Regions from separate parts of the Homo sapiens genome. Here region 2 is linked to region 1. A link is a loop called in an ENCODE intact Hi-C map of the cell type or tissue named here. Cell type or tissue: psoas muscle. All regions are shown on one strand. Links, peaks and the distances in the headings refer to the core of each region. The heading gives the core; the rest is flanking DNA. Region 1 overlaps NCK2 (NCK adaptor protein 2). Region 2 has its middle 150 kb from the start of ECRG4.

Region 1 (17,073 bases), core at 4,368-12,367:
GGGCTGCAGCTGCCTGTAGAGGCGAAGTGGATGTCGGGGAGAAGAGGAGGTTGCAAAGGCTGTTAGGCTTGTGCTCAGCTCTGGCAGCCACAGCACCTGCCTCTCAGAGCTGGCTTCCAGTGACTAGTACTCACTTACTGTCCCCAACGCTCCCAACTGGAGAGGCGTAGGGGGCAGTTACTCCAGACACTTGTGCTCACCGGCTTGGCGAAGAGGGTGGCAGCCTCACCTTTATTTCCGGTGTCATAACAAGCCCCATTTGCAGCTGAGTTGGTCGACTATCATTTGCAACAGGTAAGCCTTAAGGCCAGAGCCTTTTTGGGTACCTGGGATATAACCGTGGAACAAGATAGATGGGGAAGCTGCCTTAGAATAAGAGTTGCAGAAGGCCAGAGCCCTGGGAGGTGGTTTAACTTTCTCTGCAGCACTGCTTTGCTTTCTGCCGCAGCAGCTGAGGAAGCCAATTTAACCTTGAATTTTCTTTAAGATGATATGTAATCTTTTGAAGATGGAAAGTAATGGCAGTGGAATGTTCTGCGTGCTGTTTGTAGCCTCGCTAGAGCTTGGGTGGGCCCCCATCGCCCTCCTCCTTTGGGGAGCCTCTAAGAGTCACTAGAGGAGACTTCCCTGAGCTTCCTTCCTCGGAGTGAGGCATTAAATTGTGCCCGTGTTCTGGGGTAGCACCGTGAAGGCCCGCGTGGAACATGGTTTTTATTTAGAGTAAAAACAGCTCGATGCAGCGTTGCCTGTCTGAGCCAGACTTAGCTCTTCATCTTCACCTGCTTGTGGGAAGCTTCGTACACCACCAAGGCACAGGTTAATGTGCAGTATTTGCCACCGTGGGTGCAGTTACTAGGAAGGCAGCCGTTCGCGGAGAATAATGGTGTGTTTTTTCCACCTTGTTCCTCTGAGCATCATGAAATACCTTAGCACGAAGAAACCCTGTAAATATTCTGGGTAATAGCCCTACATAAATGTATTCAGATTATGTTTTTTTTTCGCTAATAGGTGAAAAATGATGACCTCCACTCTTTCCAAGAGGGGTGGCCTGTTCCTGAGCGACTTCAGTGTGCTTCCCCACAGAGAGGGTTTTGCAGCTGGAAACAAGGGCATTTCTTCCCAGAAAGTGGGAGTTGTTTCGCTTCTCCCTTTATAGTACTGCCTTGTAGCAATCTGAAATGTGGATATATTTGGAATTTGCACGAGAAAATGAAACACCCTTTCTCTGCAGAAGACAGAGTGCCATTGCCTTTGCAGGTCACTGAGTAAGCAGCAGGACCTGCTTCAGCTGGACGGCAGGTCCCTTCTGTGGCACCTGGTTGGCCTCAACACCATGCGTGGCATTGGCAGTGATGAAATTCATTTTCATTCAGGAAAGCGTCACTGGGAGCTTTTCTTTTTTGAGAGAGGCTCTCCCTCTGTCACCCAGGCTGGCGTGCAGTGGCGTCATCTCTGTTCACTGCAGCCTCTACCTCTTGGGCTCAAGTAATCCGCCCGCCTCAGCCTCCCAAAATGCTGGGACTACAGGCATGAGACACCACGCCCGGCTGTTATTTCTAATAGGAAGTTGCCATCCCTTTTCTCACCCCAGTGGCATTTCTGGGGAGCAGTTTTCCCACCTGCTGATCGGACTCCTTGTGGTGGTCATATGGGCTTGGGGTGAATCGGGAGGGGAGAGTTTAATTTGCTTACATGTCAAGCTGTTTAAAACAGCCTTTCAGGCTAGTAAGTATTGATGCTGGTTATATTGAGGTGAAGGGGCATGTTAAATTCAAGATACATTTGTGTTTCCACTATGTGGAGCCTCGCTTGTGGAGGGTACAATGTAGAGATGTATTCAGGTCTTTACAATGTAGGTGAGCATAAATGCATTTTTATCATTTCTATAATAATCACATTTAAATTGAGCATGTCTGTGGTTAGGCAGGCAGTTACAAATGCTTGCCATAAAAGATTCTCATTTAGTCTAGTGAAAACTATAACACCATCAAACTTGCCCCTGGAGGAGCAGTGTGTCTGTTGAGGTCCATCCGTTCCTCAGCAGCCACTGTTCCAGGCCCGTGTTTCCCACACTTCCCATTTCAACATTCTTAGAATATGCACAAAGAGTGTGTCCTCAGATACTGACAGAATAGGATACACGAGTAAAGTTAGGAACACGTGCATGCACTTAGGCAGCCTCCCAGTTTGAAATGCTTTCTGAAGCAGGTAGTTGTTTTTTATGTGTTTTTTTGTGTGTTTTTTCGTTTTTGTTTTGTTTTTGTTTTTGTTTGTTTTGAGACGGAGTCTCGCTCTGTCGCCCAGGCTGGAGTGCAGTGGCGCGATCTCAGCTCACTGCAAGCTCCACCTCCTGGGTTCACGCCATTCTCCTGCCTCAGCCTCCTGAGCACATGGGACTACAGGCGCCGGCCACCACACCTGGCTAATTTTTTGTATTTTTAGTAGAGACAGGATTTCACTGTGTTAGCCAGGATGGTCTCCATCTCCTGACCTCATGATCCGCCCATCTCGGCCTCCCAAAGTGTTGGGATTACAGGCGTGAGCGGCAGTTGGTTCTTTACGGTGTCACTGGGAGCCGAGGTGGCCATGCTGTGTGTGTCCAAGTGTAAAAAGAACCAGAGGACGGTTCCCCCGTCCTGGCCAAGGAGGCTAGTGGGAAGCTTCCTGAGATGTCTGTGGACACAGGAAAAAATTGTTGTGTTGTCCTACAGGGAGACATGTGAGTGTAATTCCTGCTATTCAGAAAGATAGAGTCCAAAGTGACACGACCAAAAGACCGCCAATACAAAATCTAATGCAGCCTGCCCAGTCCTCCTTGTAACCTGGTCCCACTGACAGGTTTCCCGCTGTGAACAGTAAAGGGAAAGGCCCAATCTCCAATAGCACCAATAGAGTGGAAGCCACAGGATTGGCTCTGAGCCACCTCAACATCCGCTCAGGTGTTTGCAGGTATGCCCAGCCAGGGAGTCTGGGGCAGCCCTGCCGAGGTTAAGTTTGCCTTTGTGCTTTATAAGCCGAAGCTTGGGAGAACCTGATCACACCCAAAATGTCATTCTGAGGGTCAGCAGGAGGTTGGGCGCAGGACTCCTAGTAAGTGCTGAGTCTATTTATTTAGCTGTTCTCATTTGATGTGCTGAAGAAAATAAATACGATATCTAGTAGCAGTGCAATACTTTTGGTCTAGATGATGGTCCAGGGAGGCCCAAATTATTTAACTTGGGCGACTGGTTCCCTGGACTTAATACCTTTTGCCTGTTTTTTGTGTTTTCGTAAACGTGTGTGTGTCCACTCTTTGCCCATCTGTCAATTTTCTCATTTACCTTCTGCCTTATTTGCCTTATTCTCACGTCCCTTCCACTGCACATCTCTCTATCAGTTAATTAATCCATTCATCCAGCCAGCCTTTTATTGATCATCTGTTGTGTCTAGGGCAGCATGATTAGCGTTGTGGACTGAACAATAAATTACAAACAATCCCAGCACCAGGGATGAAAAAATTATGTGTACAAATGACTCTGATAACAAATGATTATTTTGAATCTATGTAATAACCGTAGTGATCATTAGCTGAGCATGTGCTATGTGCCAGGCCTGGCTCTGAGCACGGACTTGTTCCATTAGCCCTGGGAACGGCCAGTGGGCAGGCTGGGGACAGGATGGGAGTTCGGGAAGGCTGGGAGTGTTGTCTTGGGCCTGTCTGGAAAGGTCTCTGCCTTTGGAGACCTGGCTGCCAGCCTTGGAGGTGGCCCTGGCCGCTGCTGGGATCTTGTGTCTGCTCCTCTCTAAGCATGAGATGCTGAGTCGGTTCCTTTAGCTCAGACTCATCCACACCTTTAGGAAAAGGAGGTAATGCCGGCCTCGCGCGGTTATGAGAGTGAAATTAAACTCCACATAGCTGGCTCAGGGTGAGGCCTGATAAGCACTGTGTCCCTGTGGTGGCTGTGGCCTGGCCTGACTCTCCTGGGTCCCCGGGCAGGGCTTCCTGTCTCCATCGCTGTCTCTTATTTCTCTGCCTCCTTCAGGTCCAGCTTCTACTCTCTCCTCCCTTCTGCCTCCCCCACGCATTGCTTCCTCCTGGGTTTGTTCCCCTCTGCCTCTCTTGGGCCAGTGCCTTCTACCAGCCCTGCTCCCACCCTAGCCTTAGGCTGACTCCCTTACCTCTGCTGCTCAGGCACCCTCCTTTCTAAAGCATGGTGATAACAGCACCGTCCAGACTCGAAGCAGGGGACCTGCGAAACTTCAGCTGGCGTGGTGCCGCACAGGTGCTCCCTGGCCTTGGTGGCTCTCAATGGGGTGAGCATGTGCCCTGCTTTCCTCTCTTCTGCCCTTTGCTGCGACTCCTCTGCTGTCTTGCTCTGCCCGCTGCAGGCGTGGTGGCACTGGGCAGCTGCTGTTACTCCCACTGCCCTCACCTTTGACCCTCAGCCCTGAGCACTCAGCTGGATTTCTCTTTTCTGGGTTGGTTGTCCTCACACTGAAGGAAGCTCAGCTCAGCGCCGTGGAAGGGGCAGGACCCAGTCTCAGCTCTGACATGGTCATATCTGTAGGCTTGGGCTGAGTCTTCCACCTGCAAGTGCAATGGACTGAAATTTTATGTCCCCCAGAAATTCAGGTGGTGAAGTTCTAACCCCCAGTGTGACTATATTTGGAGATGAGCCCTCTGAGGAAATAGGGTTGAGAGTAGGGCCCCCATAATGGGATTCCTGCCCTTCTGAAAAGAGACAGCAGAGAGCTCTCTCTGCCACCTGAGGACATAGCGAGAAGGCAGCCATCGGCAAGCCAGAAAGTGGCCCCCATCAGACTCTGCTGGCACTTGGATCCTGGACTTGCAGCCTCCAGAGCTGCGAGAAATGAATACCTGCTGTTGAAGCCCCCAGCCTGTGGTCTTTTGTTAGGGCTGCCTGAGCTGACTCAGGCAGTGAAGCTACCTCAGTCTCTCCCTGCGGTGGAGACTCCACCCCATGGGGTGTCAGGGTGCACTGGTGACCACTGCACCTTCCCCATAGGAGCATCTCCACTAGCCAGGTTCCTTCTTGCTGGAAACAAGGCCCATCTTTTCTTGATGACAGTGAGGGAATGGGTAGATGGGAAAATTACGGCCATAACTTGTTTTGCTTTAATTTTGGGCTACATCCATGTTATAAGATGATCTCATTCTGTTAGAAACACATGCGTATACCGCCCCCCACCGCCCCCGACTTGTAGATCCCTGGCCCATTGGCAGAAGTGAGTAGACCTGGGCTTCCTGCCCTCCTGGGCTCCACGTGCCACCAGCCAAGGACAAATCAGAGTTGGGATGTGTCTCCTTCCAAGGTTGGATCTGCTTGGATCCATTTTGGATGCAAAAGTGAGGGTGCTAGCTTTGAAAAAGCTTCTCAATTTGACTTTCCTTTCACTTCCGTAAAGTGTAGGGGATTAGAAGTGAGAGTTGGGGAGGAAGGAGGCCAATTCTAGATAAGTTTTTTCATCAGCTATGTGAATTGGAGACAAAAGTTAGAAAACCTAGGTACTAGTGCTGTCTTTTGCTTAAAGGATTTTTGTGCCCTTGAAACTTCTACACCCATAAAATGCATTTTCATGGAGTTAAAGCCATTGCTTAAAAGTAGGTTAAAAGGAGAGGGAAATTCTTTTCTCCATTTCTATCAACGCCATTTAGATGATGATGTTTCAGTCTTTTTTCCATGCTTAGGTTTCCTTTTTCCTCTGGTTTGTATATTTATAGTCATACTCTATCCAAATGAACTTTTCTCATTAATAGGGATTCTGAAACTACTGTTATCTCCATCTCCTCTTGAACAAGTAATACAAGCAATATATATTTTTGATATTTAACATATCTATAGTTGTACTATATTAATACAATTATTATACTGTATATTACTTATATGTAGGTTAAATAAGACACTTCTGTTGGCCAGTGCAGAACTTCCTCATCTCTAAGTGCCTTCTCCTAGAGTTTTCTATTTTTTTGTTTTCTTTCAATATGCTTTATCCATAGAATGCATAATTTTTTTTGTTTGTTCTCCTTCATTCGTTTTCTTCATTCTTATATAGCTTAAATCAGTTACAAACAAGCCACTGTAATCCAATACTCTGTACTTTAAACAAAAGCTATCTGTGTTAATTCTGTTGTGTTTTGACAGAGGGTGACTAGTCAGGGCAGCGGATCTCTTATCTGCTCGTTTGGGTTTCTAAAAATGTATTCTGGTTGCATTCAACTTTTTAGAATTCTAAACTGATATAGACAATTGTTATTTAAAACATGGTATGACTGTGAACGATTTAATGCACGCTTCTCTGCCAATCTCCCCCTCCTCCCGATGCCCGCAGCCTCACTTGTGCTCAGAGGGTTCCAGCGCCCAAGTGAGCCCCACCCACCTTCCTCAGCTGAGGGCCTGGGACCCTCGGCTCCCATAGCGGGTGTGAGAGGCCAGGTTTGCAGTTAGATGTGGCACTTCACACCATTTTTTTCTTTTTCTTTTTTTGGAGACAGAGTCTTACCCTATTGACCAGGCTGGAGTGTAGTGGCGCGATCTTGGCTTACTGCAAACTCTGCCTCCCAGGTTCAAGCAATTCTCCTGCCTCAGCCTCCTGAGTAGCTGGGATTACAAGTGTGCACCACCATGCCCAGCTAATTTTTGTATTTTTAGTAGAGATGGGGTTTCGCCATGTTGGCCAGGCTGGTCTCCCAACTCCTGGCCTCAAGTGATCCACCCGCCTCGGCCTCCCAAGGTGCTGGGCTTACAGGCATGAGCCACCTTGCCTGGCCTCACAACCTTTTTTCAATGAGAAAAACATTAGCCTTCTTTTGTTACACATAAGAGAGTTCTTTCTAGTTGAAGAGATGTTTCCCTGAGTCTTTCTGATGAAAATGATCCTCTTGCTACATAAAATCCTTATAGGAGCAATAAAACCTGCCTTCGGAACCAGCTGTAAAGCACTTATTGTCCATCATCATCTGCTGGTGAGGACCTTGCTCCCCGGCTTGTGATTCTCAAACCCCAACTTAGGCTTGCTCCCGGTTAACGGGAGGGCTTTTTCTGACACAGACTGCTGCCCCACACACCCCCAGTTTCTGCCTCAGTGGTCTGGGGTGGGCCCCAGTAATTTGCATTTTTAAAAAGTCCCCAGGTGATGCTGGTGCTGGCCAGGGCACACCTCACCATCAGATAACGAACAGGTTGGATATGAGTGGTCGCCAACTAAATGTTCACGAATGGATGTTGTGTTTTGCCATCACTGCCTGGAGGGGGCAGGGTAATCAGAGTCCAACACTAGCGTGTTCATGTATTGAGTGCAAGGGAGCAGAATTGGCTTGTCTTCAAAACATCTTAATTTTTATTGCTTCTACTTTGTGGAATGTTACTTCCTATTTGTAGAACGAGAAGAATTAAAAGTTGATTTGTGAGCTAAAAATACGGGCAGCCGTTTCTTCTTCATCAAAGCCCACAAATAGACCTGAACATTTAGACATAAAAGTAAACCGTTAGAAATAGTGTGCATGTCATTAGGATCTGTTGATTGGATTAAAATGACAGACTCGTTTCTTGGCTTCCTGCAGCTCTCGTCATTGCCCACCATCTATTTTTAGCAGATCTTGCCCTGCTGACTCAGAGTGGGAACAGTTGCTGAGCCCTGGGCTTCTCAATGCCATAGGCTGGCAAGTAGCCTGACTTCTAGGATGGGTAGCACTCTATGCCTGGGCAGCAGGAGAGTCTGTGCCTGTGAGGAGACCCCTCTGCAGGCAGCCTGGGAGCCCGGCCACCCCCGCCTGCCCCATTTCTTGTTACCTCACCCACTGAGAGGAGCCACCTCTGGAGCCCTGGTTTCCTAGGCCCTTTGAGAAGTGTGCCAGGTGTTGCTGCCTGGAGTGTCATCACTTGATGTGACATCTTACTGCATCCCCCGCACCTGTCCTCATCTTAGGTGAAGGCATCAGGCCAGGCCCTTAGTGCCTCCTTCCTCTGTTCTGGGCACCCCTAGGGGAGAAGTGTACATGGGTGGAGCTTGTCTTCAGGAGACTGTACCTGTTTCTTTAAGGCTGCTGTCCAGGTGGGTCTCTCGCTGCCAGCTGATGCACATAGGCAAGACTTGGGTGGAGGGAACGGCCTTTGAGCTGTGCCCGAAGAAGGAAGGGTGTGGCAGGTCAGCCCGAGGCAAGGGAGGAGAGTCCTCATCTGCAGGGCTTGGTGAGGAGCCAGCCAGAGTCCAACCCCTCCCCTTTATATCACAGATGCACACTGCTAGGGGAGTGCTCCTCGTGTTAGAACCTGCAAGAGTTGGAAGGCACTGCTTAGAGGTTGTCCGCTCCCACTCAGGAAACTTTGGGGCTCTGGAAATGCCCATGAGCAACACAGCTGAGAGGGTAGGTACTGTATGTGGGAGCCACTTGGAAGCCCCTGCGGCCCTGGGCTCAGCCACTCTGCACCCTCATTTTCTCATTTGTTAAATGAAGAGGTGACAGCGGAAGATCTCTAATCCTTCCTTCCAGGATTTAAATTCTAGTAATTCTTAAGAGAATGTTGATTCATCTAGAGAAACCTGAGGCAGTGATGTAAATTACAGCCACACTGATAAGAAACTGGTCATTTTTTACCTCTCCCACGTAACCTCTGTGCCTTCACGTTTTTCTCTTCACTCCAGAAGAAGAGTGACCAGGTGTGGTGGAAGGCTCGGTGGCTTTCACGATGGGAGGATATACGGTGTAAAGTGCCTAACAACAATGTAGGGAGTGCACCCTCGCCCCGTTGCCGTGCTTACCGGCCAGAGTGCTGCTGCAGATTACTCTTCGCTCACTGTCTTTGGGATGTCCTTATTTGTTCCGTGTATTACAGTGTAGTTTATTGTATGTTTTTAGAGCACTCTTGTGTTCATTTAAACTTCTCTAGAGCAAAGAGCATTTCGAACTGACTCCATAATAGATCTGATCATAGTGACCTCTTGAAGTGCTTGATACAGGGTTTCGTTTTTCTACTTGACAATTCAGGCAAATCAGTGGTATACATTCTTCGTAGAGCTTGTGAGTTTTGTCTATAATTTGATCCATGTAAAAATGACGCAGCTGCTCGTGGTGGTTGTGTTTTGATAGGCCACTCAATATTTTCATATCTGTTGTATATTTAACACCCGAATAACTTACCAAGATTTTATCGAGTGAACTGATTTTTCTTTTTGGGAGGAGCAGAGGTCAAGCTACCAAAAATGTTTTTTCGATGTTTTGAGTGTGTGTTTTTTAAGCATAATCAGAAACAAAAAGAAGAGCCTTAATGGGTTAGCGGTTGATTCTGAAAAGCAAGCTGTTGATTGTGTTGTGGGCTCTGCACAGAGCCGTGGGAACGCTTCCCCAGTCCTGCCTTGGTGACCGGAGAGATGGATGAGATTTTGGAGACCCCTCCTGCTCAGCCTCACCACTGACCCGCTCCATGCCCTAGGCAGGGAGGTGCTTTGCGCACCTTCATATGTAGAAGATGGTTTGCTGCTTGGGGGTTTCTGATGGCCCTTTCAGCTATCACATTTTATGATGATCTTGACATTCTTTGTAAGATGTGATTTCTTAGTTATCAAGATCATCATATTCAGTGTAGTCCTAAGGTAGAATCAGAATAAATTGCCCAGCTTCAGCAGTTATCAATTAATGGCCAATCCTTTATCTAAGCCCCTATAGACTCTAACAGATTATTTCTGAAGTGAATTCCAGACATCAATTCCTGTCCTGTAAATATTACGGAATTTCAATAACAATAACTACTTAACAAGTATGCAGTCAGTGTTCAAATTTTCCCACCTGTCTCAAAATGTTATTTACAACTGGTTGTTAAAGTCAGAATCCACGTAAGGTCCACACATGCAGCTGAATGATCTATTGATTTGTCCAAACTCGTTTGTTTTTTTTTTTCCACCTTCCCCATGCCAGTTGATTTGTTGGCAAAACCCGGTCTTTTGTCATTTGGGCTTCCCACAGTCTGCAATGTGCTGACTAGGACCCTGAACTTCCTAGAAACTGCACATCAGAACCAGAGCCAGTCTGGTGCGATTTTCTGGCAAGGCTGCCCCTTAGGTGGTGTGTGTGCATCTATCAGGCCGAGGCCCATGTGAGCAACCTGGATGGCCGTGGCCTCCACCTGTAATGCACAGGGGTTGCAAAGTGATGATTTTCTGATTCAGTCACTCCTTCTGCACTTGCTAGCCAGGTGAGGAGAGTACTTGTCAGCTATTACCCCGACGTGCAGTTTAGATGGGAGTCTTTCCCTTTCTCACCAACCGAGTCAGCTTTTCCCTAATGGTGGGATTCTTTCCTGTCCTGTGTCATGAAGCCAACCCATGAAACTGAAGGTGAGCATCAAGCAGTGCAGGCTTTATATAATGGCCGTGGAATTGAGAAGTGGCAGTGTGGCTCGCAAATTGGCTTCTCAGTCCATGAGAGGTGGGAAGCCACAGATGTAGGACATCTTTAATGAAGGGATTGGGCATTAAAAGCCAGGAGAGGAATATTCATGTATTTTCTGGGAATGGGTGGAGAACTTCTGGAAACCAGAGTGCTGCCTGTTTTTTTGTCCCCTTATGGTTTCTTGTCATTGTCATGGTGATTGTCAACTGTCATGGTCCTAGTGGGAGTGTCATTTAGTATGGAAATTAGATGATAATGAAGTTAAAGGTTCTTCAGAGGTCAGGTGAGCTGCCATCTTGGATCCCACTGGTTTCAGCTGGTCTGGTCAGGCAGGGAACTTCTGACCTCGGGCATCCTGTTTCTGAGACAAGTAGAGTTAAGGCAGGGTAGAAATTCACCTAGGTCATGTAGGCATTGCACTGGCTAACAAGTTTATTTGGCAGTTTTCAGAGTAAATAGTTCTGGTTCCCCAGTATCCACCAAAGTGAGCAATGAATTTGTTTATTTCTTTGTTTTGAGTAGCAATTGTGGAACTCTGATTTAAGATACTTTGTGTGTATTTTTACCCACTGCAGTTGACACCCTCATTGCTGCTCAGGCTGCCCCAGCCTTGGCCAGCGAAAGCTGCCTTAGGTGGCCTTCGTGTTCTCTTGCCACGTGCCTGTAGTCCTTAATAATCACACCGGAAAGCAGGGAGCTGTGGGGGTTTCAGGCTCCTTTAGACAGTGCCTACCCCAGCTGGGGTCTGCGTGCCTTCAAAGAACTGTGGGGACCACTACTGTTTATGGGTTGCTTCTGGTTTGGTCATTGTGTCTGAGCCTTTTCAGTGGATAAAAGCTTTTTTTCTTTGGTGTGGTTTGTTTTTAAACATAATCTATTATAAATTCACATTGATACTTATAACTCAAAATTAGGATTCTAAAATATTGTATCTTTCGATTTTTTTTTTTTTTTTTTTTGGAGACGGAATCTTGCTCTGTCGCCCAGGCTGGAGTGCAGTGGCGCCATTTTGGCTCACTGCAACCTCCACCTGCCAGGTTCTAGTGATTCTCCTGCTTCAGCCTCCCAAGTAGCTGGGATTACAGGCGCCTGCCACCACGCTGGCTAATTTTTGTGTTTTTAGAAGAATTTTCTAAAATTTCACCATGTTGGCCAGACTGGTCTCAAACTCCTGACCGCAAGTGATCCGCCCGCCTCAGCCTCCCAAAGTGCTAGGATTACAGGCATGCGCCACCATGCCTGGCTGAATCCTTTGATTTTATATTTCCTTTATGCTGAAAATCTTTGTCCCTAGGATCGTTTACGTAATGACTTATTTGCTTGCTTGTGTGTTTTATTTATATACAATATATATAAATGTTTAAAATAACCCCACCAATATAATTGCAAACCATATAAGTACTGAAAACAACAGAAAATGTTTTTGTCCTTAGGGTTTATCTCACAGGGGAAATACAGTCCAATTATTGTATTTCAAAGTCTTTCAGGATAATTCCTCTCTGTACTTAAGCCACCAACTCAATTTATAGTTTAGTTTGTTTCATTCTGCTTTTAATTTTTGGACTTTAAAAAAGTTAATAGTTTATTATTTTATTTATTTATTTATTTATTTATTTATTTTTGAGACGGAGTCTTGCTCTGTCACCCAGGCTGGAGTGCAGTGGTGCAGTCTTGGCTCACTGCAACCTCCATCTCCTGGGTTCAAGCGATTCTCCTGCCTCAGCCTCCCGAATAGTTTATTATCTAAACTGTTCGCATGGTTCCGCAGCCAAAGATGGTTATGTCCAGAGAATGATTATTTTGTATGACTACTCTCTCTATCTTCTTTTTTCCCTACTCTTTTCCATCACCATTTTTTAAAGATGTTTTTTTCTTTCCCCTTTTTATTTCTTGCTTTTTAAAAAAAGTTTTATTTTTTAGAGCAGTTTTAGTTTCACAGCAAAACTGAGCAGAAGGTACAGAGTTTTCTCATATATCCAGTTCCCCCACATGAACTAGCAACATCCCCGACAGGGTGCTGCATTTGTTTCTGTGGGTGAAACTGCACTGACAAAAACCAATCACCCAAAGTCCAGGGTTTATATTTGGGTTCACTCTTTGCGTTGTGCATTCCATGGGTTTGGACAAATGTATAATAATAATTATTGCTTTTTAATGTGAGCAAACACATATGTGTATACAGTGATATATTTTTAATTTTTTTTTTCCTCAAATAAGCAATAGCATACTCTATACACTTTTCCCAAGCAAGAGGTCAAAGGTGGTTTTCTAATTATATGGTATATTGTAACTTAATCATGATATTGAGTTAAACTGAATGGGCCTGTTTATTTAGTTATTTTGAAACGGGTAATTATAAAAACTGCTGCATAAATATTTGAGTCATATTCCAAAAGAGTTAGAAAATACATGGATATTCCTGTCTTATTTTTGCTTTAACAAACTTGGTCTATTTAGTTTACATGTATGCTCCGTCAGTGGTTCTCAGCCAGGGTGATTTCATTCCCCAAGGGATATTCAGCAGGCAGTGTCTGCAGGCGTTGTTGATTGTCACCAATTTAGGCAGGGTGTGGATTGTTGTTAAACATCCTACAACGCAGGGGACAGCTCCACGACAAAGAATTACCGAAACGTCTGTATGCCCCTGGTGAGAAACACTGCTCATGTTCAACCAGGTATTTGAGTCATTATTCCTCCCTCTAGACCTCTCCCTCCTCCCTAACTTCCTTCCTTCGCCGCTTCCTCTCATCTTCCACGCACCCTCCCCCCAGTCTTTTTCAGTAAAACTAGGTATTTACATCTAGGACTTTAGGAAAACATGAATCATTTAAAATGAAACACATCAACGATATATTCTTTATTACCAGTCTTGTAAAAAGAGCAAAACAGTTTAGCATTTGAAAGCTCTATTGTAGTTTGCTCTGGTATAAATCATATGTGCAGTCAAACTTTTTTTGGAAAGCTAATTCTGCTTTATGATACAGGTCCCAAGAAGACAGAATTTTATTAGGTGCATGCACATGGAATACCAACTTCAGGGTTGAAAGTGACTGAGGTTGATAGTCTCTGTATTGGCCGCCCTCTGGGCACTGTGGCTTCAGGGTTGAAAGACAATCATTTGCAGGCGTGTGTAAGTATATATGGCTGGTGGGCAGAGTGGTGGCTTTGCTGCTCTTGCAAGGCTGTTTTGTCATTGATGGCACACAGGAGAGTGCTGGAGGTTAGTGTCAGTTTATCTTATCTCTGTACTTCCTGTTGCCTCACTTTAGGATCTTAAGAAATATTCAATTTCCACTAAAAAGAGGAGTGAACAATTCAATGTTTTGCTGTTTTAAGGGTCATGTATGTAAATATGGATGAATGGGGGCATTGGAGCAGGGAGCACATGGGGTATTATTGGCACCGGTTGCAGAGAGGGCCTGGGGACATGAGTGTGTGGCACAGAACGCAGGTGTTCAGATCGGCAGCGTCTGGACTGAGCCTGGGAGCTGGAAGGCTGGAGATGGTGCTTTTCTTCCTTTTGCATTTGGCAAGGAAGAGTATCCCGTAGTTTAGTGTTATTCCAGAAGCTCTCGGCATCATGTTTATTCCCTTTCTTTTTTTTCCCTTGTACTTTCTCATACCTCTATCAGATAAATTAAATGAATTGGAAAAATAACTAAGCATTTCTCTTTGACGCAGGTAAATGCAGTATACATTTGATTCCATGGAAAGGAAATATATATAATTAGAACACTTATAGACATTAGTGGTGACAGTTCACAGGTTAGTCTGCCCTCTCAGGAGTTGTCTTGATAAAATAAATTTTATTAAGCATGTTACTTGTAAGTGTCAGCACTTATCTGTGGTTGGTTCAGTACCCCTAGCTGGGGTGAGTGTTTGCTGTGATGATGGTTACAAGCATAGTCTTGCAGAAATGGATTTAGTCATCACAGTCCCTTTTTTATTTTAACTTTATGTCTCTAAGACATAAAAATTTATTATCCTTTTTAGGCCTTTGACTCACAGTTTGTACCACCATCTTTTCTTTCAGCATCTCCCCCACCCACAAGAAAAAAGTTGACATTGATTTCTAATCCTTTCTGTCTGGCCAAATTCAGGATCTTAGAAAGGACACCCCTATTTCAGCTCCTATACTAGTGTTTTAAGGGGAACCTTTAAAATGGGATTCTGAAGCCTTGGCTGATTTTTCTTTTCTGCACAGGAAATAACCAATTTGTGCTATTTCTGGGTGGTGTGTGTTGAACTCACAGTTCTAGGACCGGAAGAGACTGCCAGCCATGCGGTTCCATATTGTGCAATGCAAGGGCAGAAATGGTATCCAGGTCTTTCTAAGGGGGAAAAAACCAGTATGGCCAAGCAGCAGGCTGCCAGGCTGTGCGGGCTAGCAGAAGGGAGGTTCTTAAATTCTCTGCACCCATGTGAGGGAGGCTGCTCTCTTGACAGCGTCTTAGGGTCAGGATGGCTGGAATGGAGCGTGGAGCCTGGTCTGGTTGGAGTCCCTGTGTGGCCTTTTGGAGATGAGTATGGTAACAGTGAGGCAGGAAGTGGCTGGATTTGCAGCGACTGTGTGGAGCCTCCCTGTTTAGGCTTAGTGAGCTGATGCAAAGTCTTTCGTAACCATGATCAGTTAAAACAAAACACCTGATGTTGTGGCCTCCTGTCAGCTTTTGTCCTCCTGTAGAAACAAGATGCTTCTAGAAAACCAGTTTGTAAATTTGGCACAGAAAAAAAACCCTTTCAGCAATTTGGTGTGGACTCTGCTTGTTAATTTATGGCTTCGCAACTTTTTTTAAGCTACCGGCACTAACAGCAGATCTTTAAGTGTTTAATCGTCCCAAGTCAGGTTTGACTGTGGGCTGACTAGCTATAGTGATCTAATTTGGTTCATTTCCTAGGAGAAGAAAATTATAACCACATTTTTATTAATTTATGGTTTTGATCCATCTATTTTAGACTCAATATTAAATCATCCCCTACTTCCAGAAGATGTGTTTTTGAACATAAGTATCTTTAGGATTTAATATTCTATGAAAGGAGTAGGAGCTAATGTTCGCTTGTTGTAATGTTTGTTTTCTTCTGATATGATGATTTTGTTGAAAAAATGTATTTGAAAGAGTAACGTGTAGGTAAGAAATAAGTTAGCCAAAACCATACTTCAAGGGAAGCCTCCCTCCTATCCTGGGAGCCCGGATAGCCTCACTGTGGCCTCTTGTTTGTACATCCAGAATATTCTTGAAACTGGGTTAGCTGAGTCATTTTTTTTTCTTCTTTCAGTGTTCTCCTTTTTTCTTTTTATAAAATGAAGAGATCTGTCCACAAGTCTAGCTTTTAACAATGAGAAAAAGCACTGAATTGTACACTTTAAACAGTGAACCAGTTTGGGGTCTGGTTTAGAGAGAAGAAATAAGGGTTAAAATTGTTTTCATCTTCCATATCTGATTCATATAATCAGATATGAATAGTGAAGTTCCCCAAAGATACATGTAAGCTTGGAGTAAAGACAAAATGTATGCATTACTTTGATGGGGGAAGCCTGTGGTGAACCCACTGAGGTTGCTGGTGATTAAGTTTATGTGGACGGTGAATCTCAACAGAATGAAAATAAACTGTGGGTGTCTATTTTGAAGCAGATGAACCAGGCAGCAAAGCAGTAGCTGTGGTTCTTCATAGATAAATACATTTAGGGAAATTAATACAAAATGTTCTTACCTTATTTTTCTGAGTTGTTCACCGAGCTTCCTCAGATGTTAACATCTTAACCACAGCACAGTTTTGAAAATCAGGAAGTTATACCAGGTTGTTGTCATCACACTTTCTGATCTCCAGTGGTCTGAAAGGTGAGAGGTGATATCTTAGTATCATTTTAGTGAAGTTCAGATGTCCCTTTTCATCAGTTTGAAGGCCTTATATTTTCTTACCTGGTTTTCCTTGGCCCACGGTTTTCTTGGTGTGTTGGTCTTTTCTTGTGTCAAGTTTATTTAAGAAGCTCTCGCTGTGTCCTGTCTGTCCTTCGTGTCCTAAGTTGCAAATGTTTTCTCCTAGCTTTTTATTTGTCTTTGGAATCTATCTGTGGTATATTTTATCATGTAAGAAAATTTTTTATGTTTATGTAGTTGAATTCATCCCTCTTTTATGGTTTCTGGAATTTGAGTCCTAGGTTTAAAAAAAAAAAGTTCTTCCTTCAGGGTTATAAAGGGTGTTTTCCATATGTCCTTCTATACTTTTACTTTTTCATTGTAAATCTTGGATACCTTTGGAATTTATCCTGTTGTGGGCGTGAGATGTGGCTCCAGCTTTCTTTCAGATGGCCAACCAGAGTACCCCATGGCCATTTATTGAGAAGGCTGTCTCTTCCCTGGGGACTTGACTTGAGATAGTGCCTTTATCATACACTGAATTCCCAGAGGCCTCTGGGTCTGTTTCCCATGTTCCTGCTTCCTAGTGTTTCGTTAGTCTGTCTATCTGCCACACCAAACACGAGCTGATGAGTTATTTGAAAACTTCCTATTTTAAAGCAGAAAAACAAAACGGAATACCACTATATGAAAGCCTATAAAAAGCTAATTACCATGTTTACATAAATGGTACAATAGCAGCCCAGAGGTCACTGGGTTGTTTTGGCATGGAGGGATGCTTCCCTCTACCTCAAGCCTAAAAGTGGTTAAGATAGATCCATTTCAAGA
Region 2 (12,536 bases), core at 1-8,000, 120 kb after region 1:
TATTTTTAAATTTTTAAGGAGCTGCCAAACTGTTTTCCATAGCAGCTGTACCATTTTACTTCCTACTAACAGTGGATAAGCGTTCCAATTTCTCCACATCCTTGTCAACACTTATTTTCTGTTGTTGTTTTTTTTTTTCAGGGTAGCCATTCTAATGGGTATCACAATTGTGACACTTTTATAAAGTGCAGAGGAAGTGTCATTCCATTAGAACTTAATCTCACGTCTGTAACTGGATGTGGGAACTTAAACTTCAGTGTCTGCATATCCTCAAACCAACACACATCTTGGCATTAAAAAGTACATTCAACTTACATGATATAGTACCATCTTGAAAGATTAATTTGTAGCTACCTTAACCCACAGGTGACGTGCACGGAGTCCAGTTTACCCAAATTTGGAAAAGTGGAAATCTGAAAGAAAATTAGCAGAAGACTGGAGATTAGTTCTAAAAGTTGTTGCTAGAAGATAATTAGCATTTAAATTGGCCAAGTTGAGCAATAAAAATAAAAGTATTTTAAAAATTTTTGAGTATAAAAGTATAAAAGGAAAAATAAAAGTAGCCTTAACCATCACCATTTCCCCTCTGCCTGTAACTTTAATGGATTTAATCCTCTCGGATAGGAGCAGGCAACCCAGCCCCACTGGGACAGTTGGGCTGGAAAGTTTTATCTGTCTCTGCACACTTTAGACCCCCTTTCTCTTTCACGCACATCTGTAGCTCTTCATTGAGCCATTGTTGAGATGTTGGTTCCTGTGCTAGGCCATGGGTTGCAGTAGCAAAAAATATACACAGATCTCTGCCCTCAGGGAGCTTGCATTTTATGGGAATCCGTATATGAGAAAACAAATCATGCAAGTTATGGATTGATGGAGAAACAAAGTTGTGATGGAAAATGAGAGGGCCGGGTGTGGTGGCTCACGCCTGTAATCCCAGCACTTTGGGAGGCCAAGGCAGGGGGATCACTTGAGGTCAGGAGTTCGAGACCAGCCTGGCCCTGGTTCGAGACCAACATGGTGAAATCCCATCTCTATTAAAAATACAAAAATTAGCCAGGAGTGGTGGTGCCTGCCGTAATCCTAGCTACTCAGGGCTAAGGCAGGAGAATCGCTCGAACTGGGAGGCAAAAATGAGGTGGCTGCCTAACTTAATCAGGATGATTTAAAAACAAAAATAGAGAAATTTTATTCATTTATTTTTGTGTGTGTTGCCAAGATACAGACATAGAAATTTTATTTTTTTAGACAGGGTCTCACGTTGTCACCCAGGCTGGAGTACAGTGGCACAAACACGGTTCAGTGAGCCTCGACCTCCTGGGCTCAAGTGATACTCCCGCCTCAGCCCCACAAGTAGCTGGGACCAAAGATGCACACCACCATGCCCAGCTAATTTTTGTATTTTCTGTAGAGATGGGGTCTCACTGTGTTGCCCAGGCTGGTCTTAAACTCCTGGGCTCGAGGGGTCCACCCGCCTCGGCCTCCCAAAGTGCTGGGATTATAGGCGTGAGCCACCATACCTAACCCTGGAGTGAATTTTTAACACAGCCTCTTTGAAGAGTTACTATTTAACTCTTTAACATTTAGAGACTTCGAAGGAGCCAGTTATTCCCAAAGACAAAGCACGAAGCAGGACAGGCTCTGTGTGGGCCCTGAAGGAAATGGGGATAAACTTGGAGCATGCAGTGCTTGAAGGTAGTGTGGAAGGGGTCTGGCCAGCTTGAAGAAGGCTGAGGCAGAAATAGTTCGAAGTAGAAAAATGTTCATCAAGTGTTCAGTTTTAAATGTTCGTTTTGCCAAGTTTTAATCATGGTAAATCCGAGATGCTCTGAGCCCTAAAAGGGAGTTGTCAAAGACAGTTGCAATGTGCCAATCTTGGTACCAAATGTGGGACTTCTCGGGGTACAGATGGCATTTAAAGCCAAGGAAGTAAGTGGGCTGTCCCGGTAGAGGACACAGAGAAAGAGGAAGGGGAGGTTCAAAGCAATGTCCACTTAGACTTGGAGACTAAGAAGAGGATTAGAGGGACAGGAAGAGAGAGAGAGGGAGGGAGGGCCAGACGGAAGTCAAGTCAGATGAGGATAGAGACAAAACCCCCTGGGACAGCAACAGAAAAGCCAGTGACCTTGACATGAGCAGTTTGGGTGGAGCAGGGGGAAAGACAGATTGAAGAAGATTGAGGAGGGACCGGAGGATGAAGAAAAGTTTGGAACTGAGAAAGAGAAATAGCTGGAGGGCTTGAGGGGCATTTCCTGAGATGGAGACACCAGAGCTTGTTTACTCGCTTGGGCAAACAGTCCTGGAGACGGAGAAGCGAAGACGGAAGAGGGGGTTCTAAAGAGGGAGGGCATCAGAGCTGCATCAGAGGAGGCTGGGACAGTGGCACAGCGCGACTGCTGCTGCTACCTGGAAGAAAAAGGAATGGGAGATGTAGCGGCCTGGGGATTTGATGACCAGAGGAGGCTGGGGGGCCTGTCTGATGGCCTCTGGTCCCCCAGGAAGTCTGAGGCTGTCAGTGGGAGAGTTTTGTGTCCTCAAGGATGGGTTTTGAATGGGTTTTGATTACCCTAAAAAAAGCTGAGTTAAAAACTAAAGATACAATTACCAAACCCCGGTTCTTCCTTAAGTTTCTAAATTTGGCGTGCAGATCTTTTTACTCTATTTATAAACTTAGCATTTAGTAAGTCCTTTTCATTACTTGGATTAATGTCTACTTTCATTTTTAAATTGAATTAAATAAACTCCTTTAAGTATTTTAACTACTTTTATGTGTCTATTAATTCCATTTCCTTTCTGAAGCACTTAAGCTACCTTATTAACAAATAAACCTTTCCAAGTACTTAAGTAATCCTTGGAATTCTAATAAACTTAGAAATATAGTGAGTCTTAATTCTCTTAAATTCTCCAATGCTGTATATTTAGTAAGATTATAACCTAGAATAAAAAGCCTAAGTTCAATTATGCATTTTAAATTAACAGGCCCAATTATCTTAAATTTTATAAATACATGAACTACCAAATATGCACAAGATTTTTAATCTCAAAAATATTAATACCATCAGTTTGATTCTCTTAAACATTTCTACATTTAACTCAAAATCTCCCTGGAATTAGGAAATGTTTACATACAAAGAAATTATTGTCATCCCCAACAACGTTGGTATAACTTTTCTAGGAGGTTTCTGAGTTTACCTTCTCAGCTGCTGGGATTTTTCAATTAAAAACAAAAATCAGAAAGGTCCTCGACCCAGACACTGGCTGGGGTCTTGCCTACAACCCCTGGCAGGCTAAGTGTGAGCTCCTCCGAGGCTTGGCTGTCCTCTCGCAGCAGGTGCTCCCTGCCACCCCCTGGATCCTGATGACCCAGTTGCTGTTTCCCTAGTCATGACTGTTTTCTATTACCTGCACTTTATTACATGCAACTAATCTCTTTTCTAGGCCATTCTATGGGGGAGTCTTTTCATATTTGTCCTCCTGCTAGGGCCATAATTCTTAAATAGATTATCAGGCACCCAGTTGACTCTCTTATGGCATTGCTTGGCTCTAAGGTCCTTGGGTCTAATGATAGAGGCAGGGCCATCAGACGAAAGGGAAGTTCTGAGAAGGCTGAGTGGGGAGGGGCTTGCGGAGGCGAAAAGGCTAAAACGGCCTTCAGGAGCACGAGGGTTTTATTGAACTTATGGGCTGGGGTGCCCAGATGGCTCCACGAGCACCCACGCTCCACTGTTAGTTCTGTTTGTTCTGGGCTTACAAGTGTTGCAACACCTGTTATTTCAGGCTTACGTGTTACTGTAAGAATATAGCTGCACTCAGATGGCTTCCAAATGTCATTCCACGCTCACTCCATTTTAAAGAAAACCAAACTGGAAGTTGTAGAGGAGCCTTTATAGTGACTTAATAAAATAAAACAAGAATGCAGAACTAATCAGCCGACCCATTCTCAAAGGAAAGGCATGAGCCTAACTCAAAAGACTGGCAAATTAATCCCCATTTCTATGTTGTTAGCTAAAATCATGGTTCAAAGAACTCCCAGCTTTAACTTACTTTTATTACATTTTGAACTTTTTCTACTTAAGTTACCAATTGCCAGACCAAAGCACATTGGATAAAATAAACTCTATTATAGTTATGAAGATAAACTGTGGGATATAAATTTCATATGATGGAAAGTAAAGAAGAATTGATGAAAAAAAAAGAGAAAATGCCAGGGATCAATGAATTGGGAGGTCTTAGTGAGATTGAAAGATTAAGTAAACGAACCAGAAGGACAACTGACTGTGGCTGGAAAACAGGATGTATGAATTGCACATTTGGAGGTGGTGCAGTTGGTAACGAAGAAGGAAGAAAGGAAAAAGTCATTGGCGAGAAGAAAGTCAAGAAACTGGATTAATCAGGATGACCTTGAGCCAATTCTTGCTCTTTAAAAATGTACTTCAAAGATTTGCACTCATGTGATTATCAAGACTCACTGCTTCTTTGCCTGGGGAAGTTGTGTGTGATGGGTTGATTTTATGTGTCAACCAGACTGGGCTAAGGAGTGCCAGATATCTCATTAAACATTATTTCTGGATGTGGCTATGAGGGTGTTTCTGGAAGAGATTAGCATTTGACTCAGTGGATAGAGTAAAGAACATCCACTGTCACCAATGTGGATGGGCACCATCCCTTCCACTGAGGGCATGAGTAGAACAAAAATGGCAGAGGAAGAGAGAATTCTCTCTCCTTCTTGAGCTGAGCCATCCATCTTTTCCTGTCCTTAGGCCTTGGAGCTTCTGGTTTTCAGGCCTTCTAGTTCCAGGGTGTACACCAGCAGCACCCCCAGGTTCTCAGGCCTTTGGCCTCAGGCTGAATTACACCACCAACTTTCCTGGGTCTCCAGTATGCAGATGGTAGATTGTGTGGCTTCCTAGCCTCCATAATCATGTGAGTCAATTATCTATATACTATCATTTCCGTTTCTTTGGAGAACTGTGACTCATACAGTGCAGAAACACACTCATGGAACATTTTGAGCTAGAAGGTGCCTTAGAGATTGCTTGGACCCACACTCTTATTTTATAAGAAACAAAACTAGGCATAGAGAGATGGTGGGAGGGAGCAGCATAGGAAGAGCGTTCAAATGGGGAGAAGTATAAAGAACAGCTATAGCCTTCTCCAGACAAATCCCTGGGGTGGACGTCTTTCAGAGGGAGTGTGCCATGGCAAGGGGCTCTTGAGTTTTTGAAGACTCAATCTTGCTGGCTACCAGAAAAGGCCTGTGGCAGCCTGGTCTGCCAACCTCAGTACCGATTTCAGGTTGAATTTCCTTCTGTGGGTCTGCCTCAGTGGTCCTCGTGCATGTCCGAAGGTCTCTGAGATGGTGGAACTCTGCTGGCCGCCAAGCTTGGTTGCTTCATTACCATGACAGCAGAATCAAAGCCTAGGTCACAGGTCTGAGCCTGAAATGAGCACACTCATTGCTGGTGGGAGTGAGAGGTAAAGGGGTCATCCTGCAGTTGGGAGAACACAAGTGTATCCTAGGCTGATGGAGAGGAGGTTGCATGCTGCTTGAATTGCAAGGGACATCCATGAGCATGACTGGGAAGGAATAGATGGGAAACTTCCTAATAAGTGTTCTCATCTTTCACCATCAACCTGAATACTGTTATTTTACACCCCTCAGTTTCTGACCCTTGAAGGCCTGTGGACTTGAAAAAAAGCACGTTCTCAGGAAGCATCTCCAATGTTCTTGAGCGTTCTTGAATGTTATCCTGAATAGACAGCCAGGCATTTGGAGAGAGGGTCCTCCATCTCCCCTGAAGGCCACTATCAGGAGTTCATGTGTTTTGAAAGTGGGTCAGACCTATTCATCCTCTCAGGCCATAGCTCCCCCTCTGCAGTAGTCTCTAGGGAGGCTTTGTTTCTGTGGACAGCGCAGTGCTGGAGTCACTGGGAAGAGCTGGTCCATCAGTTTGTGTCGCTGCCAATCGTGAGAACAGCAGGACCTTGTGAGTTGCACTCTGGGCTTCTTCAAGGAAACCATGGCCCTGACTGATGTGGAGGGAGCACATGAAAGCGACTTTCGGATCCAAGGCCAGCCAGCTCTCCACAGTAGAGTCTGGCCCTGAAACCAGGAGCCCGGCACTAACAACATCAGCTGGAGCTTCCAGAGGGTGAGATCGTGGCCGACTGTGGCTCTATGATTTCTGAACCACCTTTTCTAACTCCCAGAGACTAAGAGACTGTGGAACACATTTTCATCTCTTCACTGTGTCATTTTCTCACTGGAATAAGTCTCCTAATGGGTCCCCTTGCCTCTGTCTCAAACTCCCCTTTCTGTCTTCCACACAGTTGCTGCCTTGGGTGGAAGTGGGGGTTACATTTCCTAAAAATGGCTCATTCCCACAGGCTCTTTCAAAACCTTGCCATTCAACCACCAAGAGATGGAGTCTCAATCCCCTGTCCTTGAAACTGGGTAGTCTTTGAGACTGTCTTTACTAATATAGTGAGGAAGAAGTGATGCTATGTGACCTTGGAGGTGAGGTCAAAAAGATGATGCAGCTTCTGCCCAGCTGTCTTGGGACATGCACCCTGGTAACACAGCTGCTGTTTGGTGAGGGAGGCCAGGCCCAGGGAGAGGCCAATGAGGAAAGGAGCAAAGTTCCTGGCCTTCAGCACTGGGTGGACCCACAGATGACCACCAGTACCATGACCTTGAAAGCAGATCCCCCCACCCTCAGCCCAACCAACTAGGAATACCACGTGGAGCAAGGACAAGCATTTCCTGATGAGCTCTGCTCAAACTGCAGATTCATGAGCAATAGAAATGACTGCCATTAATTTCAGCCATTGTTTTGGATGGTCTGTTATGCAGCAGTGGATAACCAGAGCACCAGGTACACACCGCCTCCCTGCTCATTTCCCTGGTTATAAGAACCTTCATGGAGGTAGGTAACCCAGCTCTGTCCACCTCAACGGCCTTATCTCGCCAACCCTCCAGTCATAAGGTTTTATTTTCAGACACCTGATCTTGCCACACTCTCCCTTCTGCCTGGAAAGTTGATCTTTCTGTCTCCAATTACCACTCTTTTCTACCTAACTCCCATTTGTCTTCAAGACTCAGTTCAGGAATCTCCCACCTGAGAGACTGGATCCACTCCTCATTTTGAGCTGCATACTCCTCCCATGTGTGATCCCCCATAGATCTGTGCACATTTTCATTGTAGCATTTACCACACCATGCTGTAATGTATGTGTTCCTCCCATAGATGATGAGCTTCTTGTGTGAAGGACATGTCCTATTTGTGTATGTAACCCCAGAGAGGAGCACAGCACCTGTCATAATGTACATGGTCAGTAAATATTTAATGAATAACTACTTCCAGACATAGGGTCTGATGCCATGAAGCCCTACTGTAGCTGGAAGAAGACGTGATACTGTCTGCCTGAGATAGGTCCCAAGCAGGTTTCTGCGGCCCATCTTCTTTGGTGGTTTATATCTGCTTTTACTCAGTCAAGTTCTTTCCTGCCTGTCATCAGAGCTACATTTCTTGCTTTCTAGCTCCTGCATTCAAGATGAGTCCAGGCCATATTGTCAGCACAGTCTTGATTTTAGAACCCCAGCCCCAGCAGTGTCTACTACTTAGTCTAGTTTATCCACAGGTGCCCAAGGCACTGTGTGTGGAACACAGGGTGGTGGCTTGTGGGTGCTTCTGACTCCAGACTGACAAGTTACCTAGATTCTACCTGTCACTTGAGGTAGGCTGTGGTAAACAAAAGTAGCATTCAACAAGCAGGTGACCAAACGACCAATGATTATCAAAACCTAAAGAAAACAGTCTAAAAATAGAAGAACTGACAACTGAGGAAACAGAGCTAATTCAAGAAACACTCACTTGAAAATGAATGCAACTAGTATTTTCAGATTTGAGAGAATGCTGATTCACAAAATGGAAGAAGCATAGCAGATGGAGTGGCTGCTGGCATCTGGAAATGTTCTTGACCTTAACAATGCAGAAGAGAAACTACAGATGAAAAGTTAGTCAGTGAAAAGGGGAAGACTGCTGAAGAAAAGCCCAAGAGAGCCTTTCCGTAGTTGATAAACAGTGGCTAAAAGTCTAAGTAAGTTGCCTAGAGTTAGCAAGGTAACCTATAGAGAAAGAAAAGAGTGATGTGAGAAACTGAAAGGGTGGGAAAGGGGAGGTGAAATGTGGTGTAAATAAATGAAATCCTCACCCATCTTAGCAGAAATCTCATGTCCAAAACAGATAGATCTAGAAATAGGCCAGTTAATTAAAGACATAGAAGCACCTATAAACTAAGGTTGGGAGATAAGGAAGATGAGAGTGTTTTTCCCCTTCAAATGTATTTGAATCTTCTGAGTCTTCTCACAATAAAAATGGCTTACCTGTGTAATAAGAACAAATAAATGTATAATGAAATACAAGTACATTTGCATTATGCATACATGTTGCTACTATAAACCAAAAAGTACCTGAGACAGGTCTCAAACAATTTAAAAGTTTATTTTGCCGAGGATAAGGACATGCCCAGGAAAAAGGAACACAAAGCCACAGGAACAGTCTGTGGTCCATGTCTTTTTCCAAAGATGATTTTGGGGGCTTCAATATTTAAAGGGGGAAAGTGGGCTGGAGGGGAGAGAGGGAGGGTATGGTCACGTTATTGAATCCATGGGTTGCAAGAGAAAAGGGGCCAGGTAAGGTGGCTCATGCCTGTAATCCCAGCACTTTAAGAAGCCTAGGCGGGTGGATTGCTTGAGGTCAGGAGTTCAAGACCAGCCTGGCCAACATGGTGAAACCCTGTCTCTACTGAAAATACAAAAATTGGCCAGGCATGGTGGTGGGTGCCTGTTATCCCAGCTACTCTGGAGGCTGAGGCAAGAGAATCACTTGACCCTGGGAGGTGGAGTTTGCAATGAGCCGAGATTGTGCCATTGCACTCCAGCCTGAGTGACAGAGCGAGACTCCGTCTCAAAAAAAGAAAAGGAAAAAAGAGAAAAGGAGCAGGTAGGGGAATAGTCAATTAGATATTCCTCTCATGCTCAGTAAATTGGCACTTTATGTAAGGATAAGATGAACATAGAGTAGCTACCTGGGAAGCTACTTTTTATCTGTAGCTATCTGCTTAGGAACAAAAGGAAAGGTCTTGCATTACTCCACTTTCAGCTTAGTTTTTTCCTTTTGGCATCGTTAATTGGGATCCCAAGATTTTATTTTCCTTCGACACTGCCCATGTAAATTCAAGTATGCAGGCAGAGAGAGCTGGGGAAGGAAGGAGAATGAGAGAAATGACATTGAAATCCTGTAGTGGAGGTGACTCCACTGCTCCTCTGCTGCGGGCATGGAATTTGCCTCCAGGTGAGTGTGAGGGAGGAAATGGAAGCCCACTCTTCTCTTACTGGGTCTCAGATGTTTGCCACACCGGGTGGGATCTTGATGCTTAGAGATAAGAGTTTTAGTAAAACATGGTGTCCTAAACACAGCCTTTAGGGCGCTAATAGCACTCATGGTCCTCAATATCCAGATGTTGAGTGAGTGGAGACCTCAGTGATCTGACATTGGCTTCTCACAGCAGAAGCACTTTAGATTTGTGCCTAGGTAGTATTTTAAATTCCTCTACCTAGATTAACTGTGAGTGACTGTGTTTACCAGTGCTCTCTGCAGCTGGCTTCATTAGGGGCAAGCAGAGAATGATTGATTCTCCCACGGCTCCTTTAAACTCTTTCCTTCTTTCCTGCCTGTGCATGAAATCTTGAGCAAGTCTCCCAATGTTTTTGGCCCCTTCAAGCACAAAACCAGTCTTGTTTCAATAATTGAAAATTCCCATACAACAGGATTCCAAAATCTTGTCCAGCTGAAAGTGACCCCATCTTAGGCCTGTGCTGGCTGGAAACCTGCGACAGCATGGCAGCTCCTTCCCTGCTCCTCACCTGCCTCCCCACCTCCCTCTCACTGCAATGGGCTGGAAAGGGGCAGAAAGGCGCAGTGTGTGGAGGAAATGCCTTTCCTGACTGGTTCTTTTGTAATGAGGATGTGGATAGATGTGCAATTGCTGGCTGTTCCTCCCACAAAGCACATTGGCCAATGCTTGGAATCCCCCTGCTGCGACATGTGGATCACGTCTGTCCTCTGTGTGGCTCTGTCTGACTCTTCCCATGGCCTGTGAGCTTCTGCTGGAGGCTTCCTCTGTCCCAGACAGTCCTCCTTGGTGGGATCCCCCTTATGATGACCCCAGGCCAGGTCCTCTCTGCAGGGTCCCTGACTGCTCTCCAGAACGCATCACCCTCCATGCAAGTGCACGTGCACTGTTCTCAACCCAGCTGGGAACCCACTATTTCCAACCTAGCCTGTTTTCTTCATTCTGCTCCTACCGAAGAGCTGCTGTAGCCCTTAGGCTTAGTAGGTGGGAAACAAAAGTTTCTCTTCATCCCAAACTCTAGGCAACAGGATATCCAGCTCTCATGAAGTCCAAATCACTTGTCTTGAGGGAAGGGGAAGTACTTCCTCTCTGTGGGGTATGGGCAACCCACACATACTCCCCACCGCCAATCTCTTCCACCAGAACCTGCTCTGAGGCCTTGCTGGGTGACACTGGCAGGACTGGCTCCATAGTCTCCATGCACTCTGCTTTAGGGCACAGCACCCATCGTTCTGCCTTGAGAGATGAGCCCACCACGTTGTCCTCAGCCCTGGGGGCTCCTGCCAAAAGTGAAAGATACAGAGTCCCAGTTTACATCCTGTTACACCCTGAGAGTTTCCCCCGGAGTTTAGTCCTCAAATAAATCCACTAGTAGTGGAGCCTCCTTATTTAAGATACTTAGGTTCAGACTTGTCTGTGAAAGTGTAATTGGAGGTGAGGCAGAAATGGGTTTGTATGAGGGCTCCTGACAGAACGAGAAGGAAGGAGTGGGGGTGGGGGAGGAGAAAAGGAAAAGGAGAGCATCATATCTGCCTGAGAACGGTCCCCACCCTCACACCATGGGTTCCCATCTGAGCTCACTGGGGGACGCACATGCTGAAGAAAATGGCATCCCTATACACACAACGGGGCCGGAGTAGTGGGCACAGGCAAGAAAGGCCTCCCTGGAAGAATGCAAGGGATCCACACAGATGCACCCAATGTCTCTGGAAATGACTGGGCAAGACTTTGAGTGAAACTGGAGACCTGGCATTAATGAATGGGATAAAGCTAGAAAAACCAGAGTTATCCTTGATAATGTCACAACATGGAGTCCACAGGCTGGACAAACCTGGGACCATGGAAGCTATACTTTTAAGATCTTAATACAACGTTCAGTTAAAAAACCCTTCTGCTACCTATTTCCTTTAGAATACAAGATGCTAAGACCTGGAAAGCACCCCTTGCAACATCCATGTTTGACACTTTGGACAAAAGGGTTGGCTGTGCAATTCTTAGGACCCTCATCTCTGTCTGGACATTAGTGCCTCGCTATGGCCTGTGCCAAAACATGCGGTAGCGATAGCACACCCGTAGTAGATTAACATAAGTCATAGCCGTTCAGAAATTTCACCTCCTGCAAAAATGCGTTTAAGCTTTTCTTCAGGGAAGGCTGAGCTGTTGGCCCCAGAAGACTCTCAGCTGACCTAAACAACCCTTCTTTTTTATTTTCAAACAGTCTTAAATAGGTTTCTGCATGTGATGACAACAGACAAAAAGATAAATACAGTACATTGAAATTATTCATCTGGTTAAATATTATTGCAATATCTTGAGACTTTGCTAACTTCTCCTGGAGTTCAGATTCTCAGAGTCCTTTGTGTGAACCTCCACTTAAAATGCACAGCAATTGTGCACCTATTTGATAAACTTCCTCCTGTCACTTTCCGACACACACTGGCCATCAGTGCAAGCCAGTGGCTGAGACCGGCTCTTCTTATGCTGTGCTGTCAGCCACAGCCACTCTGACCATAACCCTGGGCCTCCTTTCTGCAGAATAGATTTGCACAAAGACCTCTCTCATAGCTGTTTCTCTCTGTCCCTAGAGGTCCCTGGGCTACGTCCTTGGGTTGGAACCCAAGCCAAAGCTAAGTGCAATGACACAATTGAGCTATTGTGTGAGCTGTAAGTAGAGGGAGGATGGCAGGGGCCCAGGGCTGACTCACCAGGCACACCTGCCTGGTCTGGCCTTCAGGGATCCCAGAGGGTAGAGACTGGGCCTCCTCATTCCAGGCCTTCCACCCCCAAGGGGTTGGGGACATCTCTTCTGCCTCCTCCTACTGTCCCCTGCTGCATTTCTCCTGGCCTTGTCTTCTCTCTACCTATGCAAAGGCCCAGAGGCCAGGCCCTAGACACAGTAGCCCCAAGCCACACCAGTTCTTCAGCAGCTGTGAGTGGAGCAGGAGCCCACACCCTACCTGGAGTCTGAGGTTGGGGATAAACTGGCTGCTGGCCAGACACTGTGTAACAGGGATGAGCTCCTTTCAGCCATTCATGAAACCTTCAGCCACAGCATTTCTAGCCAGATTAAGAGGCTGGGCAGCTGGGCAGCAGCCTGGGGGTATTAAGTGGAGCCCAAGAAT

Evidence for each region. Peaks named below come from ENCODE experiments on the same cell type or tissue, not always from the same donor. Only the 100,000 strongest peaks of a DNase experiment are listed, where the experiment ranks them.
Region 2: it touches region 1 in a loop (2.3-fold over the local background); 3 of 110 quality-filtered maps call a loop at or near these places.

What each region holds. Positions count from the first base shown.
Region 1 is chr2:105,782,720-105,799,792 of GRCh38, forward strand. All of the region lies in intron 1 of NCK2 (NCK adaptor protein 2), which reads left to right. Among named protein-coding and RNA genes, the nearest start is that of NCK2, 46 kb to the left of the region's middle. RefSeq lists enhancers at 181-681, 3,967-4,538, 7,305-7,354, 7,595-7,644, 7,725-7,774 and 1 more. In psoas muscle, for the core only: a CTCF peak has its summit at 5,193; DNase peaks (open chromatin) are centred at 7,652 and 8,152; H3K4me3 peaks cover 1,209 bases; H3K27ac peaks cover 3,128 bases.
Region 2 is chr2:105,907,358-105,919,893 of GRCh38, forward strand. No RefSeq gene overlaps it. Among named protein-coding and RNA genes, the nearest start is that of ECRG4, 150 kb to the right of the region's middle. RefSeq lists an enhancer at 7,718-7,967. In psoas muscle, for the core only: no CTCF peak of the experiment used is centred there; a DNase peak (open chromatin) is centred at 3,324; H3K4me3 peaks cover 1,782 bases; H3K27ac peaks cover 4,734 bases.